Regions from separate parts of the Mus musculus genome. Here all the other regions are linked to region 1. A link is a loop called in an ENCODE intact Hi-C map of the cell type or tissue named here. Cell type or tissue: heart. All regions are shown on one strand. Region 1 overlaps Rcan1 (regulator of calcineurin 1). Region 2 has its middle 3.0 kb from the start of Gm29805. Region 3 holds the start of 1700048M11Rik (RIKEN cDNA 1700048M11 gene). Region 4 has its middle 8.2 kb from the start of Smim34.

The links. A loop is a pair of places that touch in the nucleus more often than their neighbours do. Peaks named below come from ENCODE experiments on the same cell type or tissue, not always from the same donor. Only the 100,000 strongest peaks of a DNase experiment are listed, where the experiment ranks them.
Region 2: it touches region 1 in a loop (6-fold over the local background); 31 of 42 quality-filtered maps call a loop at or near these places.
Region 3: a loop joins it to region 1, with 6 times the contacts of the local background. A loop is called at or near these places in 8 of 42 quality-filtered maps.
Region 4: a loop joins it to region 1, with 4 times the contacts of the local background. A loop is called at or near these places in 24 of 42 quality-filtered maps.

What each region holds. Positions count from the first base shown.
Region 1 is chr16:92,455,003-92,460,002 of GRCm38, forward strand. All of the region lies in intron 1 of Rcan1 (regulator of calcineurin 1), which reads right to left. It overlaps Gm46555 (a long non-coding RNA gene), which reads left to right. Exons shown (of 4, transcript XR_003951847.1): 1 at 1-4; 2 at 1,156-1,450; 3 at 2,407-2,616; 4 at 2,812-5,000. Among named protein-coding and RNA genes, the nearest start is that of Gm46555, 6.4 kb to the left of the region's middle. In heart, CTCF peaks have their summits at 702, 2,863 (motif pointing left) and 4,599; no DNase peak of the experiment used is centred here; H3K27ac peaks cover 1,087 bases; H3K27me3 peaks cover 689 bases.
Region 2 is chr16:92,383,152-92,388,151 of GRCm38, forward strand. No RefSeq gene overlaps it. Among named protein-coding and RNA genes, the nearest start is that of Gm29805, 3.0 kb to the left of the region's middle. In heart, CTCF peaks have their summits at 475 (motif pointing right) and 2,108 (motif pointing right); a DNase peak (open chromatin) is centred at 2,080; H3K27ac peaks cover 1,718 bases.
Region 3 is chr16:92,312,261-92,317,260 of GRCm38, forward strand. Smim11 (small integral membrane protein 11) reads left to right here. Exons shown (of 4, transcript NM_138743.2): 4 at 602-781. 1700048M11Rik (RIKEN cDNA 1700048M11 gene) reads right to left here and starts at 206. Exons shown (of 2, transcript NR_045300.1): 1 at 88-206. In heart, a CTCF peak has its summit at 2,159 (motif pointing right); a DNase peak (open chromatin) is centred at 2,021.
Region 4 is chr16:92,338,960-92,343,959 of GRCm38, forward strand. No RefSeq gene overlaps it. Among named protein-coding and RNA genes, the nearest start is that of Smim34, 8.2 kb to the left of the region's middle. RefSeq lists enhancers at 1,541-3,058, 1,575-3,056. In heart, a CTCF peak has its summit at 2,195 (motif pointing right); a DNase peak (open chromatin) is centred at 2,312; H3K4me3 peaks cover 869 bases; H3K27ac peaks cover 3,160 bases.

The DNA.
Region 1 (5,000 bases):
ACTCGTAAGTACCTATGAGAACAATGCCCAACGTCCCAGACGCCACCACGGAGGAAGAGGCTGAGGTGAGGTGAAGCAGAGTTTTAGTAAATGCTTGCAGGTTGTTTTACGATGACTTTAGTAATTACCTTTGACTCACAGCAGTCCACACAGATGGGATAATCTACAGCTGGCACTTGGCGCACAATGTGGAGGAACTGGGCTCTCCGGACATCCCACCCTAGTGCTAGCAGTTAGCTCTGCGGCAGCACGGGGCTTGTGGGAAACTGACTGCTGGACTCAGCTTACATCAGCTGTACTCTCCGGTTTGCAGAAGATGGGTGAATCACGGGGACCCCAAGAACTGAGTATGGACCACTGCAGGCACCTCTGTGACCAGTCACCTTGCAGTGCTGACTACAGCCAGGCCGTTAGGTGGCACAGGGCTGCAGACTCTGCTCTCCTACCTTAGACACCGACCAGTAGCCAGAATGGCCCCACCCCCTGCCCCAGCAGCAGCAGGCGCTGGTTTCCATTTGCCAGGCTCCTGCTAGGGAGATGAGATGCTGTCTCTCCCCTTCGAAGCTGAAATTACCAATTTGTCTTTGCAGCTCTGGGTATGACTGCTGCTTCTTTCCTTTAGGGAAAGGCATGCCTGAACGGTCTTCAGTCAACCAGTGGGTCCATGGAGAACACAGGGGAAGCTACTGCGCCCTGGTGGTGATCAATGGACCGATTGGAGCAAATCTGCTCTGATTCCCAGTGTCCTCCGAGGTGCCCGTCTCCTCTGAGCTCTGTTCTGTAGACTGGGAATGGGGACCGGTGCTCAACTCCAGCTGTGTCCACATCTGGAGAATACTCCTGAGTCCACACCCTCACCCACCTGGGCCTCAGCTACTCACCAGAGAAATGCAAGGCGAGGTTCGCAGGTCTCTTCTTCACATGGGCTTTGAGAGCCCCATAATCAAACCTCCAAGAGTAGAAGATTCTATGATGCTTATTAAATTTATAAAGAGAAGTCACCTTTGTCTAGAAAATGAGCAAGTAGCAGTGTTACCCTTAAAAGGGGACGACTGGGACGGGCAAGGCTCAACAGAATTGGCACACGTAACACAATAGCAAGTGGAAGTACTTAGAGTTAGTTTTGGAATTACTAATGTTACAATTTACCACCAGGACTTAAGGATGGAAAGATGTGCTACTGAAAACACCCTAGGTCAGAGCAGCGGCATGCACCTGCAGTCTTAGCCACTTGGGAGGCAAGAGACATCTGGACTCAGGCGCTGGAGCCACTCTGGCTAACACAGTGAGACTTCACTTCAAAAAAAAAAAAAGAGGAAGAAAAGAAGGAAAAGGAAATAGAGAGGAGGAGGAGAAGAAGAGGAGGGAGTAAAGAGGAGGAGAACTCATTTCCCTGGGAAATAAGCATAAATCAGATAGACGGCCAGCAACCAGCCGTCTTCTCAATAAGGTAAACCTGTCGTGACATTAGGAAAACACTTCGCTGTCAGACTTTAAACAAATGTCACTCTAATATTCTGGCAAATCTTCAGATGGTGGCTGGACCATTTTTTGACCATCTAAATCCTCACTGGTGCGAGATCATGAGATTAATTTTAAGTGGATTTCCAAAATCCATTAAAGGCATAAAGTTTAAGTGTCTGAGAGTCACCCTCCTTTAGCCATGAACACGGCGGAGGATGGATGGATGGAAGGCTGGAAGGCCTGGAGAGGGGACAGCTAGAATGACTGGGGCCATCTCATCCTGAGCAAATTCTGCTTGGGAAAGTCTGGACCTGTGGGTTAGGGGAGCAGAAGGGGGAGGCAGTGGGCTCTGGCACCCACAGGGAGAAGAGAATACTACACTGCTTCTGGAGCTAGGTATGGCCTCAGACGCTCCAATCTAACCTGTTCAACAGACAGCAAGTAGGCAAAGCTTGGACAAGCAGAGTAACTCAACCAACACTTCGTTCATCGCTTACATGGCATGAACAATATCCAAAACTAATCTCGTCTGTCTTCCTTTTGGCTTGGGATTTGAAAGGAGAGACATTTACGGTCTGGGGACAGCGGGCTGCCTTAAATGGACTTTCCTAGACGTCTGATAGAGAGTATGGTGATCTTTTTGGCAACTGAGTATGTGTAGAATTTTCCTGAGCTCCCATGGCTAGTCTTGAACTACGTAACGCAAAACATGAATGGTGCCCAATAAACACTTGTTGAATGAACATGCCAAACGAGTGGATGGGTGGAATGCTGGACCCAGATCTGCCTGGCTCTAGTGGCGGGGTACCAGTCAGCTTGGAGACTAACATAACGGCTGCCACTCTGCCTGATATATCAGGATTGCCCAACAACATCTGTTCAAAGATACTGCAAAAGGGATGAGAGCTGTAACTTGTCAATCCTTATGTACAAAACCTTCAGGGAACTCCTTGGGAAGATGGTGAAGGCCGGATGGAAGCAGGGACCAGTGATTCCAGCCAGGTGACCTGGGATTTGAGACCCTGAGCCAGCTGAGCCATGTGGACGATAACAACGGTGCTCCCTTCATAACATTCTTAGGAAACGACGTGTATGATACGAATGGTATTGATGACGATGCACTTGTTACAAAGATTAGCCAGAAATGCAAAGGTTGGTAATGAGGCATTAAATGTTTCTTTCTGCCCCTCCCCCTTCTACTAAACACGCATGCTGAAGACCTAACACCAGTGTGGCTGGGCTGGGAGATAAGGCCTCTGAGAAAGTAATTCATCCATGAGCCAACGGCAGGGCCTTCATGTCTTTACATGTCCTTATAAGAGGCCTCCGTTCCCTGTCCCCATACAGCCAGGAAAAACCCTCTGAGGACACAGTAAGAAGGCGCCATCTGCAGGCCAAGGAGAGGAACTTCACCCTGATCCCAGCCTTGGAGCCTCTGGGCAGTGAGGAAAAGAATGGCTGTCACTGAAGTCACCTGGCCTGATGCTGTGGGATTTGGGAAGGCAACCCAAACAGACGAATGCGACGATAAAGTAAGGAAAGCTATTGTAACTTTGAGTGAAAAAAAAAAACTCCAAAATTAGCTCTCTGAATTAAACAACATTTTTGTCTTCTAATTCTAAATTCAGGCCAACCTCAAATGCCTCTCTCTACTGGGTTAATTATGATTGCAATGGAAATTTCATAACTCGACTGCTGACATTAGCAAGGAAAGGGAAAGGACTGGGCCTTCCCAAGCCAGAGAGGGCTCAGTTTCCCCCGTCCAAGCTAACCAGGCCTGAGCCTGCTCACCCTCGGGGATCAGCCGTGTTCAGGGCGCTGTGGCCATCAGCGGTTCCTCCCCTAAGAAACTGCGTAACAGCTTCTGATGCTCCAGCATTCCATACTGTAGCTAGAGTGCATCGACGGGCAGTTTACATACAGTTTTCTTTAGGGTGCCGAACTCAGAAGAAAAGGTCAAGGAACCCTCACTGCGCATCCTCCCTCACTGCGCATCCTCCCTCACTGCGCATCCTCCCTCACTGCGCATCCTCCCTCACTAAGCATCCTCCCTCACTAAGCATCCTCCCTCACTGCGCATCCTCCCTCACTGCGCATCCTCCCTCACTAAGCATCCTCCCTCACTAAGCATCCTCCCTCACTAAGCATCCTCCCTCACTAAGCATCCTCCCTCACTAAGCATCCTTTACTTCTGTGCTGGGGTTTGAACTTGGCGCACCGTGCTTAACAAGAAGCTCTCCATAGCACGCTCCCGCTCAAGCCTGCTCTAGTGAGCACTTCTAAGCATTAGCAGAAGCTGAAAAGGCTTATAAGGAGAAAAACAAGACAGGCAAACCCACAACAACCCAACAGGTATGGTGCTGCGCACCTGAAACCCCAGCAACTGGGAACTAGAGGCAGTCTACGGTCTGTCTCGGCTACTTATCGAGTTCAGGACCACTGCGTTCTTCCTGAGGTCTGTCCAAAAGTAAATAAACAGGATGCCAAAGGTCCCACTGTGGTGCCACTAGGTGGCTGGCCTCTCGTCCTGGTGACCCAGCTCCCAACACTAGTGCCTTTGGATAGTGGTATCTGTGTGTCTAAGATTAGGGAAATAGAAGGCAAATCCTGAACGAAACCTGTCCTTGTGCCTCACTCCTAGAAGAACAGCACAGTGTGGCTCTCACTGGGAGACTCAGGGAGGAATGGTGGGTTCTCTCCTGCTCTGAAGGAAGGCAGCAGCCACGCTGTGAGCTGCCCTGTGGAGAGGCCCAAGAGGCAAGGAACAAAAGACACCTCCAGTGTTCCGCCATCAAACGACTGAGGTTCCCGGTAACAGTCACAGAAAATCCCGTTCCAGTCTTCTTGTGAGACTGTAGATGATGGTCGACAGCAGTTCTGTGCTAAGCTCAGCCACTCCCGGATCCCACAACCATGCCCTGTTAGTTCACTAAAGTGTTAGGTAACTTGGTTACACAGCACTTGAAAATGGACACAGTAACTTACAATGCCCTTTTGCTAGATCCAAGTCACCCATTCTTTTTTTTTTTTTTTTCTTCCATAACTACTATTAGTATCTCCATTACACAGGCAGGAAAACTAAGACACAGCTGGGTGAATGTGCTCTTAACTGCTAGGCTACACTGCCTCCTTATGGACAGGTCCTGCCAGGATTTCCAGAGGCTGAGTTATAGACAACAGGAAGCGGTATCTTTACACCCTGATGCTCCCAGCTCTGATGGCCTCCTGGTCCTACATTTTCATGTATTTGGTTTCCCCAAGAGACTCAGTGATTGATGCTCTTAGTTGTCAGCACTGTAGCTGTCTTCAGACACACCAGAAGAAGGCATCAGATCCCATTACAGATAGTTGTGAGCCACCATGTGGTTGCTGGGAATTAAACTCAGGATCTCTGGAAGAGCAGTCAGTGCTCATAACTGCTGAGCCACCTCTCCAGCCTGGTAGCCCTCTTAAAAGGCCACAAGGCAATGAAGCTTGCGCTTCCTGCCTTCTTGCCTCTCACGACAGGCTTACCTATCCTGACCCATTCTTTCACG
Region 2 (5,000 bases), 72 kb before region 1:
AGAATGGGGAGGACTTTAGATGTAACAGATGCTGGGGGCAGGAAGACAGGCAACTTCATGACTGGGTCACCAGGTGGCTCAGGGTACCCATCGCTGAGACCAGAAAACTCAAGGTGCTCTGTCTAGAACAGCAGTCGCCCACATCAGGGTCATTCAGAAGAGCCCGTCGGAGGCAGTTCTGCTAGGAGGGCTCTGCTCTCCTGAATGAAGGAATTTGTTTATTGCCTTAGGGGAGTTGTTGCCCAGTGAGACTTGTTATTAAAGTGGGTTGGGCACTCACTGCCCATGGGAGCCCTCCAGTCACAGTAGCCATGGCACAGGAGGAAGCCCCTTGCCAGATGGATAGGCTCTGTGGCCTGGGCCTTCCTACCCTGCAGAGCTATAAGAAAAAGATCAGCTTTTAAAAAGGTTGCTTTCTCTTTATGTGATGGGTACTGTGCACCCTGTGTGTGTGCAGTAACCAGCAGAGACCACAAGAAGGTGCTGATCCTCTGGAACTGGAGTCAATGACAGTTGTGAGGCCCAGTGGGTCCTCTGAGAGAGAACCAGCACTCTTAACTGCTGGCACATCCAGCCCTAAGAGGGGAGCCTTTCATTTCTCTATAGTTCTATAATAGCCTCCTGAGATAATTTTAGACTCACCTCAAGAAGGTAAGCAGGTGTTTCCCTATGTCTCAGGTTCTTCCTTACATCCCGTGGCTGAGTGCAACAGTCTCAAAGCACTCCCCCAAGCCTGCAGTCTTAGGTATCTTGTGTCCCTGGACCCTGTGTAATGGACTGAACGCCCCTCCCGACCCCACTCCCATCCACAAAGATACTCATGCCCTAATCCCAGGCTCTGCAGTATGCGATTTGAGTAGGGTTCATTGGTGTAGTCACATTACAGATTTTGTGATAGGGAGATTATCTCAGATTGTCCAGGAAGCCCAAAATCGAGGCAGGCAGATTTGCACCGGAAGCAGGGAATGTGAGACTATGATACAAGGCGCAAAATGAGACTCAGTTTTATATGCTGCCTTCACGTCTGGTAAAATTGGGATGACCTGTAACAGTCTCAGCTGGAAGTCCCCATGGACAGTCAAGTCACCCCTCCTTGCCAAACAGATTGGCCACCATTGCCACTTAACTACAGGCAGTGGGCTTCAGTTCTCTCCCAGATCATGAGACTGTTTGAGGCCTGTCAATCACATCTCCTATGGAGAGCCAAATGTGAAACTTCTGAAAGTATAGAATGTATATGTCTGCCCAGTTCACATGTTGCCATCAAGGAGCCAATGTGGAAGAATTAAAGAGTGAGACCTTGTTTGAAAGTGTCCCTTCCAAACTCCAGGTGTTGAAACTTAATGGCATTAGAAGTCCGCAGCCTTAAGGAGTAGTACTCGTCTGTAATTGAGTCACTCAGCACGCAGAAGCAGGGGGATCCGTGCAAGTTCTAGACCAGCCTGTTCTACAGAGGGAGTTCTAGGGCTCCCCTTCGAGACCACATCACTGACAGATTCACACTATTACAGAACTAAAAGCTACAACACAAACTTAGCAGTTCTGTTTCCATGGGTCAGAAGCTCAGGTATGGTTCCTCTCTTCAGGGTCTCGAGAGGCTGAAATCAAGGTGGCAGCTGGAGCTGTGGTCTCAGCTGAGGTCTGAGGTCCTCAGGCAGCACTGCGTGATAGGTTGTCAGGACGCCTGGGTTAGCTGCTGCCGGCAAAAGGCCCTGGTGCCTACCTCAAGAGGAGGCTCTTGGCCTGTGCTGAGCCTGATGCTCACCCAGTGGGGCTCTGTCAGGTTCTCGGGGCCACCTGAGGAGGACCTGCAAGAGGTTCCTTGAACACCATGGTATATTTAAAGGGCTAGTGCCGCACAGATTCCCCTTAGCCCCTGCTCTGCTGGACAAACCTGTTCTCCTGTGGTGGTAGGACAGAGGTGCAGTTTGCTCTTGTTGGCTCCAGGTTAGGTCTGTCTGTCTGTCTGTCTGTCTGTCTGTCTGTCTGTCTGTCTGTCTATCTATCTATCTATCTATCTATCTATCTATCTATCTATCTATCTATTGTAAATAGTCTCCCCTCTCCAACAGCCACTTGTTTATTTCTGGCCAGCAGGGGGCGCTGCTGTTCCTGGCCGTCCTTAAGGGCCAGCCTGATTTGGCCAGGTCCACTCCAGAATCTTTCTGAAGGACTCAAAGTCAATTGGCTCTATATCTTAAAATGTTTTTTCCTACATAGAAGGACACAATACAAGGGTGCCAGACATCCCATCATCCTCAGAGTTTTGCAAGGTCTGTCCACTGTCCACTCTGGGACTGGAGTGAGACTCATGAGGGCCATCTTAGCATCAGTCAGCAACGAGCCCTAGTTCAAGCTCCATCTTGTCCCCCCCGCCCCCCAGGGGGTGGGGAACACACTGACAACTGTGATATCTCTCAGAAGGGGACAGCCACTTCTGACTTTCTTCCCCTCCTCTGATGGCCTCTTACCCTACCATGTGCCTGGCCACACCCCTCCCCCATCCTTCCAGCCACGAGGTCTTGCAGTGCCAGGACACACTAGACATATGCTTTGCTTTATTCTACTGAGAATGTACGTTCCTTCTGACCCTCATTTCCTTCACGTTTTTGCTCAAAGCTCTTCTTCTGGTAAAGTCCTTTCCTGATCTCCATAGGATGCAGGCTCCTTCCCCTTCCTGATGCTGCCCTAGGCTGTTGGGATGCCATGGAGGGAAGCTAGCTCTACTCAGGCCCCTGAGTAACTCCCTCATTTCCAACAGCCTCAGGACGGGCAACCCCTGCATGAAGGAAGAGGCCCATGGGGTGTGATTAGTCAGTCTTCCCTCTCCCTCCCAGGTCTAGGTGAACATAGAAGAGTCAGGTCCTGTCCTCTGTTGGGTGACAGAGGTGTGGCTGAGGAACCTGCACAGGTGTGCATTTGTCCCTGCATTCATGTGTGACTCTGGCCCTAATGGGAAGAGTCTACCATGGTATTGCAGGCAGGGTGCCCCTCGGGTAGCCCCAAGAACCTGGCAGAGCCCTGCTGGGTGAGCCCCAGGCCACACTGCCTTCTCCATGGGCCAAGCGTTTTGTTCTTGGTACCAGGGTCTTCTCACCATGGCAACCACGGGAGCCCTGCCTGGCCTATCCACAGCCTATCTTCTGTACTTGCCACCTCACTTTGAGGAGCCCCATGAGCATATGCAGCCAGCTGTCAGTGGGCTCAATCCAACCAGGGTGGAGCTTAAAGCAAAACAAGCCCCTCTGGGTGCCTTTGTCACCTGTCTGAATGAAGAGCCCTCCTCCCTGGAGAGGAGAGTCATTAGCAGGGCCTTGCATGGCTTCATTCTCAGCTCATCTAAACCTTGAAGAATTTGGGCAGTCTGCTGCGTCCAGACAATGGTCATAGGAGGGCTGATGTCCCTCTTACGATCTTAGCCTCTTAGTGACTCTTGTTTCTGCTTCCCTGAGAGCCACCAGTCACACCCCATTCCTGTTGGACTCAAATACCTGTATCCTTGAGAGGAAGATGGGTTCTCCCATAACAAAATAAAAGCAAAAACTTAGGAGTTTTGGTAATTCATGATTTCCAAAAATTCAGTGGCATAACCCTACCTACCTTTTATAACATGGCTTTTATAACATGGCTTTTATAACATGGCTTTTATAACATGGCCAGCCAGGGCTGCAGGTTCATTTTATGCCCTGGGTGTCTGCGTAGTTCCTGTCCCGGAAGAATCTCCAAAGTCCACAGCAGAGACCAACAACTCCCTGCATACCCACGTGTGTTTCTACACTTCACAGACAAATGTATGTATGCTGTTGAAGGAAAAAACAAAACAAAACAAAACACGCAGGTTCTAGGTGGATAGGAAACCGATCATTTCTACCTTGAAGGAGGTGACTGGGGGCCAAGTGGACTCGTTACATTTCCATTTGCTCTATGTGTTTGAGCGCTCGCCTGCGCATGCATATGAGCACCATGTGTTTACTAGGTGCCTGTGAAGGTTGCAAGAGGGTGTTGGGGACCCCAGACCTTCAGTTATGGATGGTTGACAGGCACCGTGCTGTGTTAGGGATTGAATCTAGGTCCCTGCAAGAGCATTGGGGCTCTTCATTGCTGAGACATCTCTCTCACTCCCTTGGGGTTTGTTTGTTTGTTTGTTTGTTTATTTATTTGCTATGTCTGGGAGTGTAGCTCAGAGGTAAGCGCTTCCACGGCCTATGCATGGCTTTGGGTTTAATTGCTCTCAACACACACACACACACACACACACACACACACACGCATACACAATTAGATACATCAATGTCTTCTAGAAAATATTTAGAACACTCACACTCAGAGATAGACCCTACTCCTCTCTTCCGTATAACAGCATCATGTTTAGATGCGGCCACCTCTTTGCGTCTCTTCCATGTCTCTCAGAGTAGATGACAGGGATGGAGACCTTCCTTCAATTCTCACGCACTGTCCGCGGCTTGGGGTTTCCTCCCCATATGCTGATTTTTATGTCAAATCGTCTTTCCTAGGCATAGCACAAATGACTCCCATTTGTGTGCACTTTGGCGGTTTGGGGCAGATGCACACGCCTGTGATGCACACACCCGTGTTGCTGCTGCTTGCTGTCACTTCTGTTTCTAGGTCTCTCAGTCAGGAACAGGCAGTCTCATTAATGAACAAAGTTCTCTCAAGTCCTTCCCAGTCGTTCACCCTCTGGCCAATCTGTCTTAGAAGAGACGGTCTTTACACAGCCTTTCTTTTCAGTGACTGCTCTGCACAATCGAGGCTCCTAATCCCTGCTTTTAATTTCCTGTCCCATCAGCAGCCTGACAGTTTGCGGGATTAAAGCACTGAGCTGCTTACGGGCTCGCTGGCCAGAGAGACAGGAACAGGTCTCATTGTTTCTCTATTCTTTATCGGAAGCAGCTCATTTTTTATTCTTCAAAATTCTCATTATCTATCTGTCCATTCACCCATCTACCTCCCCACCAATCCATACCCATCCACCTAGTCAC
Region 3 (5,000 bases), 140 kb before region 1:
ACCATAGGAGCACTGTTGTATGCCACTCATCCATGCTTGCTGCCACTCGCTGGCCCTCAGACTAACTTACCAGGCAGAGTAACTTACCACCGTGGAGTCTTGCCTTTCAAAATTTGTCTTATTGATGGGAAACCAAAAACCACCAGGAAGTGCTTAGCCTCAGTTGGAGGAAGTGCTTAGCCTCAGTTGGAGGAGGGGTGATTAGCAGTTTCAGGTGATTAGCAGGGCAGACAGCTGAGCTGAAGGGTCCGCTAGGTTTATGATGCAGGCAGAGGATGCCTGTCAGCTGAGAGGAGGGTGGGAAGATCATGTGTGAGCTCATCGGTGCCTGTTATGTCCACGCTTTCATTGAGCCAGGGCCACAAGCGTGAGTGTGCACACAGCCACGTAGAACTGACCCGGGAGCTAGCCTGTCTGTCAGGCTAGCAGCTTGTCCAGAGCCTGCACTAAAGGAGGAAACCCAGATGCACCGGTTAGTAGGTCAGGCCCAGTAGCCTCCCCTGGCGTCTCAGAGCACAAGCACAGTTGGTGTGGAGCATGCAAAGCCCGAGCCTTTCTATCCAGCGCTAGCCTTACTGCTGTGGTCTCCCTTCCTTTCTAGATTTTCCTACTTAAATGTCAGCTTGGGTGGACTCCAGCAGAGAAGAGAGAACAAAGACGTCACAGAAGAGGACCGCACTCTGGCCTAGACCTTTAACTTAAATGATTGACAGAGTGGATTTTTATATGTTTTTAGAAGAACCAGTATTTTGTTTACTGAAATAAAGTACATTATTCTTAACTGCTGTCTGCATTCTCTCTCCCTCTCTCCATCCCGCCTTCCCTCCCTCTCCCCCTTCCTATCTACCTCCCCTCCCCTCCATCCCCACCCCATCCCCAACACAGAACACGCTATGAGAACACTTTTTCAAGCCTTCCTTTCTCTGCCACATTCTGGTTGTGGAGTTATGATAAAATTCAGGGTGCATGTGCATGCCCACATCAACGGTAACACTGCTGTAGGGGACAGTCCTCAGCAAAGGGGGCATCAGTAGAAGCCTCGGCCAGCGTGTCCCCACTTGCCAGCATGCTTCTTCATGCGTAGCTTGTTTCCATGTTGACTGTGTAACATCAGGGAAGCTGTGTCCTTGTCTATGACAGAACCAAGAAGGCTGGACCCTGTGCCAGCCTAGGAGGGTTCCTGAAGGGAGGGTGAGAGCCATGGAATATCACAGTAGCTCAGTCTAGAAAGAACTCATAGCTATCAGTCTTGTAGAGGCATGGTGGCTCACATCTGTAATCCTAGGAGGCTGAGATTGGAGGACTGCCGATAGTCATAGGCTAGCCTGGGCTACTAGCTACTTCTGGACCAGCCTGATGCTTTCCCATCTGAGAGGAAACAATGGTGAGCTTCCTAGCTCAGTACCTAAGAGACCAAGGTGCTTAGAGGCTTAACTTTCTCACCTTAAGAGGCAGGAACCAGCCCTGGCGTGCTGGGAAGTGCTGGGGCCCACTGCAGATGGCCACACAGAAAGTTTTCGGGAGTGTGTAGCTTGTCTGCCACCCTTGCCCACTGGGTAGAACATGAACTTTAAAGAAATTGCTTATATTAAAATTTTAACTATGATTGCTGGATGGTCCCAACCATTGTGTGGGAACCAGGGGAGGGTTCACATAGCATCAGGGATTCAAGTACAGAATGGTCCTCAGCTCACAGAGGGCAGATGTCAAACAGGTGAAAGGCTGTGTTCCCTGGAACTCCCTATCCCGCAAGGAGGGTGCTCCAGCCTTTGCCCGGGAGCCACTTCCTCTCCGACGACCCCACTCTGGCCTGGGGCTGGCCTGGAGCAGAGATGAGAAGAGGCCAAGGCTTTGGGTCCTCTGGCTCTGCTTAGATGGTGCTCACACCTGACCCTGGACTATAAGCAAGTCTCAAGTCTCAGTTAAGCCCTCCGTGCCGCCTCCTGCCAGTGGCCCCACCCCTTCTCAAACCTTTGTCTGCTACTCACTTTGCAGAGTTAGGACACAGCCAGCTCTGAGCATGCCGAACCTCAGACTCAAGGCCGGGGACCCCACCTCCCACCATGCCCATCACTATACAGATGACCCAAGGGCTGGGCTCAACCCAGTGCTTTCCTGAGAACAGGATGCTTCTTTTACTGTGCAAGTGCACTCTTCTGCCACTAGAGGGAGATGGCCGATCACCCACTGGTGCCGTCAGTAAATGAACCCTGGGGGTGGGGAGCTGTATTTTAAATAGTTGTGGAAGCAGTGGCTAGAAGTTAGTAGGCAGACAGGATGGTGCAGCCCACAGCCAGAGTCCGCAGCTGGGCGCAGTGAGGAAATAGCACAGTTACCCCTGGGTGTCCGTAAGATGTCACCATGCTCCCCCATGAGAAGTCCCCAGCATCCCTCAGGCAGCCCCCTGTTAATCTCACACACACCCCTGACCCTGCAAAGCCCAAGATGAAAGGAAGAGAGGGAAAGGGCCAGAGAACACCTGGTCTCCACAGGTCAGACTAGAGGCCAGCATTAAACGGCTGTCATAGCTTCTGAGTTTATTGTTGGGGAGTTTCCCTTAGTGATCTGTGATGAAAAGACCTTTGTGCCCCCAACAAAGCTAGGGCCCTGGGCCCTGGTGCCTGAGGTCCACCACGTGCACTTCTTTCTTTTTCTTTCTTCTTCATTTATTATATGTGAGTACACTGTAGCTGTCTTCAGACACCCCAGCAGAGGGCATCAGATCCATTTACAGATGGTTGTGAGCCACCATGTGGTTGCTGGGATTTGAACTCAGGACCTCTGGAAGAGCAGCCGGTGCTCTTAACCGCTGACCCATCTCTCCAGCCCCCATCACATGCACTTCTAACTTTAGTGCCTGACAGTCTGATGACATCTCTGTGGACTCCTGGCCCAACCTAATGCCACCTGGTGTGAGGAGCCAAGAAGAGATGGGCACAGGGCTCCCTGGTAGAAAGTCTTGGATTCTGGGGTAGTGACAGCTCTGGAATTTTGGTTTCTTTTTAAAAGTTATATTATAACATGCTTTCATGTTAATCCCGGGTGTGGGGATGTAGGGCTCCCTCAGATTCTCCGAAGCGGCTGACTATGATTTGCCTCGTGCTCTAGCAGAGGCGTGGTTTTGCCAGCTGCAGATAGTTTCTGTGATTTCATGATATTTGGAATTCTGGGAACTTTTCAGAGGGGATGTAAACGCTAGGACCCCAAGAGGCAAGGTGGAAGGTTGCTGGTCATTTAGAAAGGTTGGTTGCAGTATATTAGTGGTCAAAGAAGAAACAAAAGGAATTAGGTCCAGGGATTTTCCTGACTCCTCTTTCCCCTCTATCCTTCTTTCTCTCTTACTGAGTGTTAGGAAAGAGGTGAAACAGGTGAGGGAGGGGATAAAGGACAGGAACAGGAAGCAGCCACACAGTAACAAAGGCTGGATACATCCTGGTCTCAGCTTTCTACCACAGGTGGTGTGTGTATCTATCTAGGTGTCAGTCGCCAACCCAGCCTCGTCTGTGTTTATAAAATGAGCATAAAAGTCACTGCCCTGAGCATAGTAGTTGTCTGAACCTGGCCTTGCTGAGTATGGAAAGAGTAATTGCCATGTGGGAGAAAATCATTCACCCATGAGAGGAGTGTGCACCGCTTGTGTGATTGTCTAGCTGGGTTGGGCAGAGCCAAAGGACAAGGATTCTGTTCGCATAGAATGCCCCTTACTTTTCTCATGCTAGGACGAAGTGCCTTCCAGGAGCAACACTATAAGAAGGGTTTGCTTGGGCTCAGGGCATCATGCTAGGACAGCACTCCCTCCGTTGGTGACAGGAGCTTGCCCAAATGTCAGCACCAGCAGTGGAGGAAGGACTGGAGGCAGGCCAGGGCAGGGGTGTAGCCCTCAACATATTCCCCACAATGAGCCTCTTTGCTTCCTACAACTTCCCCAAACAGTGCCACAGCTGGGGACCAGGTACCACATCACAGGGCGGAGGTGATTTACATCTAATCCACATTCATGTTGGTTCTAAGAAAGCATCATTTTTAGACCACAGACATCTCCCCTGGCCCTTGGGAAGAGTATAGTAGCTGGATGCAGAAAGGCCAGAGAGACTAACACCTCCAACACCACAGAGGCTACTCCAGAGCACTCGTCTGCAGTGATTTTGCTCAACCCTGCACTGGTCCATGACAATGTCTACCCTTCCTTTCACTTGCTTCTTCCCAGAAAGCCTCCAGCCTCCAGTTGTTCTCCAGCCTGGCTGCCCCGCCCCCACAAGGACAAGTACGTGAATCCCCCAGCCTGCTGCAGATGGCCGTGAGTGCCAGGGAACAAAGTCTGCTCCTCAGATGATAAAGAGGCAATGACTGTGGTGACATCAGTTTAACTGAGGACATCTGCATTGCTCTCAGCCTTGACACAGGCTTCATTCTATGCTCTCAGTAAGGGCCGGGCATATGTGGTGGTTTTAGCACATGTGACTCCATTTTAAGGCCTTCAACCTGTTGTCCTGATGAGCTACTCTGGGCTCAGGGAAGCAAGGCAGCTCACTCAAGGCCTCATCACTAGCAGGATTCCAGCAGGGGCCACTGGCTTCCAAGCTCAGTGTGCCCTGTGACTTTCTGCTGAAGTGTCTGTGTGCCATAAAGCCTCGTTCCACACTCGTGCTAGTGCTGCAAAACCAAACTGCATATCGTGTGGCCCCGCCAGAGCACCAGTTACAGTGAACTTCCTCTTGCTTGCTTTCCTTGTCATTACCCAAAGCTTCAAAGCAACGGGGCTCCAAACCCTGTTTTACTTCTAGATGAGAATCACTCCTGCTAGTCATCTAGTCACTCCTTCCTGGTCATCTAATACCCAATTGATATGCCGTTACTGTTTATCCTGCTCTGCACACTCACGATGCTTTATAGGGTGTCCTGCCTCCCCTCCACTTGTGCTGAAATACACTCTTGTTGCAGTGCATAGCTGACACTGGCCAGTCTGCTGGGTGCTACCACACTGACTTTCTTACAAGACA
Region 4 (5,000 bases), 120 kb before region 1:
CTAGATTCTCACTCCAGGTTGGTCTGGCACTCACTGCTTTAGATAGGCATTCTGGCTGGCAAGTCCCAAGGATCTACCAGTCTCTCTGCTCCTCAGCGTGGTTATAGGTATATGGAGGCACCCGGCTTTTACACCAGTGTGGGACCATAAGTTAAGGAAGAAGGACCAAGGGAACTTCCACCCTGGATACTTCAAACATGAGGACCGCAGGAGCTGGCAACCTCCTCCCGCCCAACCTGGGGAACTAAAGCCAGCTTCCTGACCATCAACCCTCAAAAGGGCTCATCACCCTGACCGTTATCAGGTTTCTGTCCTTGTCTGACCTTATAAGGGTCCCCCAATACACACACCCTACAGCCCCCAAGTGTGCAAATGAAGTATCGACCAACACCCTACCCTGGCAAGTGGTGCACAGACCTCCCCAGTGACACAAGTACCCCTTTTTCCACCTGGTCCCCCTAATAAACAAACCAGTTCTCTGTCCTGAGTGTTTTCTTTTCCATACTGCACCGCTCCCACCCACGCCTGGGTAAGCTTTCCTCTCTCCAGTCCAGCTCGGTGTTCATTGGGCCCGGCTACCCTGCCCCGAGGGAGAAGTGGACGCTGGGTGCCACATGACTGCTTAGCATCCAACTCAGCTCTTCATGCTTGCCAGGGATTGGACTTGGATTATATGCAAAGGAGAGTGCCGCTATCCCAGTAAAACTTCACTGAATACACGTGGCAGGGTACATAGTACCAGAGCGGCCAGAATACAGAAGGCTGGCAGCAGCGAGTCCTCGGGCAGCGCAGGCAGCAGGAACTCTCACTTGGCACTTGTGTGGATACGTGATCATGCAGTCATATAGAAAGACGGCCATGGTTCTTATAAGGCAGAGCATGTTGTTCTCTGTGACCCGGCAAGGCAGCCCTTAGGAGGAGCTGAAACCTCTGCTCTCAAGAAGTCCCGTGTTCACGTAGCTTTAAGTCACCAAGGCACTCCTGCTGGCAGGAAGTGAATACGTAGACCACGGTGCGTTCCGAGGATAGAACACTATTCAGCTTCGGAAATGAAGAAAGGAGGGAGGGCATTTTCAAGCTATGAGAAGACAAAGGAAACGTAACACAGTTGCTGACTGAAGTCAATTCAGAAAAGACAATGTGGTGTGTGACTCTGACTGTGACACTGTGGGAAAGACGGAGAAAGGTGGTGAGGTGATAGGGAGGGGTGATTAGGCAGAGCACAGAGCACGGGGGTTGGGGTGGGGGAGAGGCAGAGGCACGACTCTGGAATGTAACCGCAGACACATGCCCTAGACTATAAGGCACGAAATACCAAAAGTAAGCCTCTTAGGGTTTGAGTTTGAGAGGTTCCCCACCCCACCCCCGTTATCATTTGAATGCTTGCCTTGGTGTGGGAGGCTCTGCAGCCATGAGGGTTGGGGCCTAGCTGGTGGGAGTAGGTGACAATAGGTGGCCCTTTAGAAGGTTGCCCAGGTCCCAGGTTCCATAGGCCCTGTTTCCTGGCCCCTGGTGCTGTGAAGCGCCTCCTCCACACTCCTGCTTACTCGCCTTCCACACATGACGAATGACATGTTTTGAAAGCGTGAGTCCATGAGGGAGATGGGGAGGCAGCTTAATCAGCAAAGTGTCCGCCTTACAAACGTGAGGACATCATTTTGATCCCAAGACTATGTAAAATGTGAAAATGCCAGGCATAGGGACATGCGCTTAAAATTTCAGCGCTGGCGAGACTAGAGTGGCTGAGAGGAAAGCTCAGGTCATCCAGAGCCACGCTGCTGTGGAGCCCTTTCTCTGGGCAGAGCACCAGTGGTCCCTTGTGGAGCTGTGAGGTCCTTAGGCCTGCGCAGGAGGTTATCTTCCTAGGGATTGGAAGAACGATGACGTCATCCCTGCAAGGGGAAAGGGCTGGGGTTTCAGCACAAAGGGGCCTCTGAAACTTTCCAGAAAACTGAGTTATGACGCCCAGGTCTCCGCATGGAGGAATTGTCTCAAACCACACCTGGGGAAGGTATATCCCTTTCTGTACAGTAGGTGCTATCTCCTAAGCACCGTGGGTTCATGAGAATGTCAGTCCCACAACAGGGGCTAAAGACTCTTAGAATCTCAGAATCACCTCAGTCCTTAGCAACAGCTCAGGGCTCTGTGCTTAGAGAAATATCCTCGAAATTGCCACCAGGGGGCAGCCGCATCCAGACGTCCCTAATGCACCTGTAAAAATCCAGTATTTCTGGAAATCTGTGCGATTCGAGGCCACTACGTTCCCGGCCTCAATTAGACATGGGGACTTCTGCTCTTGCAGTGACAGCTGCTCTGCCTGTGTCCCTTTCACATTGAGACCTATTTTATGCATCCAGTGGCGGCACACACAAGAAGGAACCGACCCTGCCGGTCCACACGGAGCATGCGCGCATTCCCTGGGTCGTCATGCCCTCCGGGCTTTTGCTTATCTCCTTTAGCCTGACTTAGTATTTTTGTCGCAAGATAGGCCACCTGGCCTGTAGTTTCAGATGACGGGAATCTGACCATTTTTTCAGGCTGTCAGCTGCTTGCTGACACTCGTTCAGACTGTTGAATTACAAAAGTGTCGTGAGGGGACCCACGTCCAGGTTCAAGGGGAAAGTTAAGTCGTTTCCAGGAAAATGGATACAGCTGGAAGTACTTGTGTTTAGTGACTCAAATCAGCCTCAGAAACACAAATACTGTAGGTTCTCTCACTTGTGGTTCCTAGATTCTAGAGAGATATGGGTGTGTGCTTGAAGCAAACTGCAAAGCTGTCTGGGGACCAGAGGGGAGGGAAAAGCAGGGCATGGGGGGGGGGAGGTGCGGAGTCACACAAAGTTGTGTGAACAAGTCCTTGGGAGTCAGTATCGTGTACAGTGAACATCCACCACTCAAATATTATTCAAAGGGGCAAAGTGACAAAAGCATTCTTTTCATTTGCAACCTACCTCTTTGTGGCTTCATCTACTTTTTGTTTTTCTCTAGTTTTTCTATTTTATTATTTTTATAGTAAATTATTTAGTTTTATCATATTCTTTCCCATCCCCCAATATCTCCTAGATTCACTCCCTACCCAACTAACTTTATGCTTTCTCTCTCTCAAAAAAAAGAGAAAAGAAAAAGAACCCTCCCAAATTCCAATCAGACAAAACAAAAAAAATCAAAAACTGCGAGCACACACACAAACACACACACACCACACATACACATACATACACCACACACACACCACACAGACACATACCACACACACACACACCATGCATACACACACACTATACCACATACTCTCTTACACACACAAACGCACCACACACACACAAACACACTCACACAACCACTCACACATACATACCACACACACACACACCAATAACACAATAATGATGGTAGCAGTAACGATGCTTAACAATTAAATTAGTGCCAGCATAAAAGACACTGTCAATAAGACAAAAAGGCCACCAACAGACTGGGAAAGGAACTTTACCAATCCTAAATCAGATAGGGGACTAATATCCAATATATATAAAGAACTCAAGAAGGTGGACTCCAGAAAATCAAATAACCCTATTAAAAACTGGGGCTCAGAGCTAAACAAAGAATTCTCACCTGAGAAATATCGAATGTCTGAGAAGCACCTGAAAAAATGTTCAGCATCCTCAGTAATCAGGGAAATGCAAATCAAAACAACCCTGAGATTCCACCTCACACCACTCAGAATGGCTAAGATCAAAAGTTCAGGTGACAGCAGATGCTGGCGAGGATGTGGAGAAAGGGGAACACTCCTCCATTGCTGGTGGGATTGCAAGCTTGTACAACCACTCTGGAAATCAGTCTGGCAGTTCCTCAGAAAATTGGACATAGTATTACCGGAGGATCCCACAATACCTCTCCTGGGCATATATCCAGAAGATGTTCCAACTGGTAAGAAGGACACATGCTCCACTATGTTCATAGCAGCCTTATTTATAATAGCCAGAAGCTGGAAAGAACCCAGATGCCCCTCAACAGAGGAATGGATACAGAAAATGTGGTACATTTACACAATGGAATACTACTCAGCAATTAAAAAGAATAAATTTATGAAATTCCTAGGCAAATGGATGGACCTGGAGGGCATCATCCTGAGTGAGGTAACCCAATCACAAAAACTCACATGATATGTACTCACTGATAAGTGGATATTAGCCCAGAAACTTAGAATACCCAAGATACAAGATACAATTTGCAAAACACATGAAACTCAAGAAGAATGAAGGCCAAAGTGGGGGCACTTTGCCCCTTCTTAGAATTGGGAACAAAACACCCATGGAAGGAGTTACAGAGACAAAGTTTGGACCATCTAGAGACTGCCATATCCAGGGATCCATCCCATAATCAGCCTCCAAACACTGACACCATTGCATACGCCAGCAAGATTTTGCTGAAAGGACCTTGATATAGCTGTCTCTTGTGAGGCTATGCTGGTGCCTAGCAAACACAGAAGTGGATGCTCACAGTCAGCTATTGGATGGAACACAGGGCCCCAAATGGAGGAGCTAGAGAAAGTACCCAAGGAGCTAAAGGGGTCTGCAACCAATATGAACTAACCAGTACCCCTAGAGCTCGTGTCTCTAGCTGCATATGTATCAGAAGATGGCCTAGTTGGCTATCACTGGGAAGAGAGGCCCCTTGGTCTTGCAAACTTTATATGCCTCAGTACAGGGGAATGCCAGGGCCAAGAAGTGGGAGTGGGTGGGGAGGGGAGTGGGTGGGGAGGGTATGGGGGACTTTTTGGATAGCATTGGAAATGTAAATGAAGAAAATACCTAATGAACAACAACAACAAAACATTAGTGCCAGCATATGAAGGCTTCCCAGCTTCTCTCACAGAGGCCAGAATTCCACCATTACCTTGCCTGTGCTCCCCGCTGACAGCAGATGCTAGGCATTAAGCAGCCCCCTGCCCCTTTAAGAAAGCGTCTTGGTCTGGCTTGATTGCTGTTTATATCTCTATA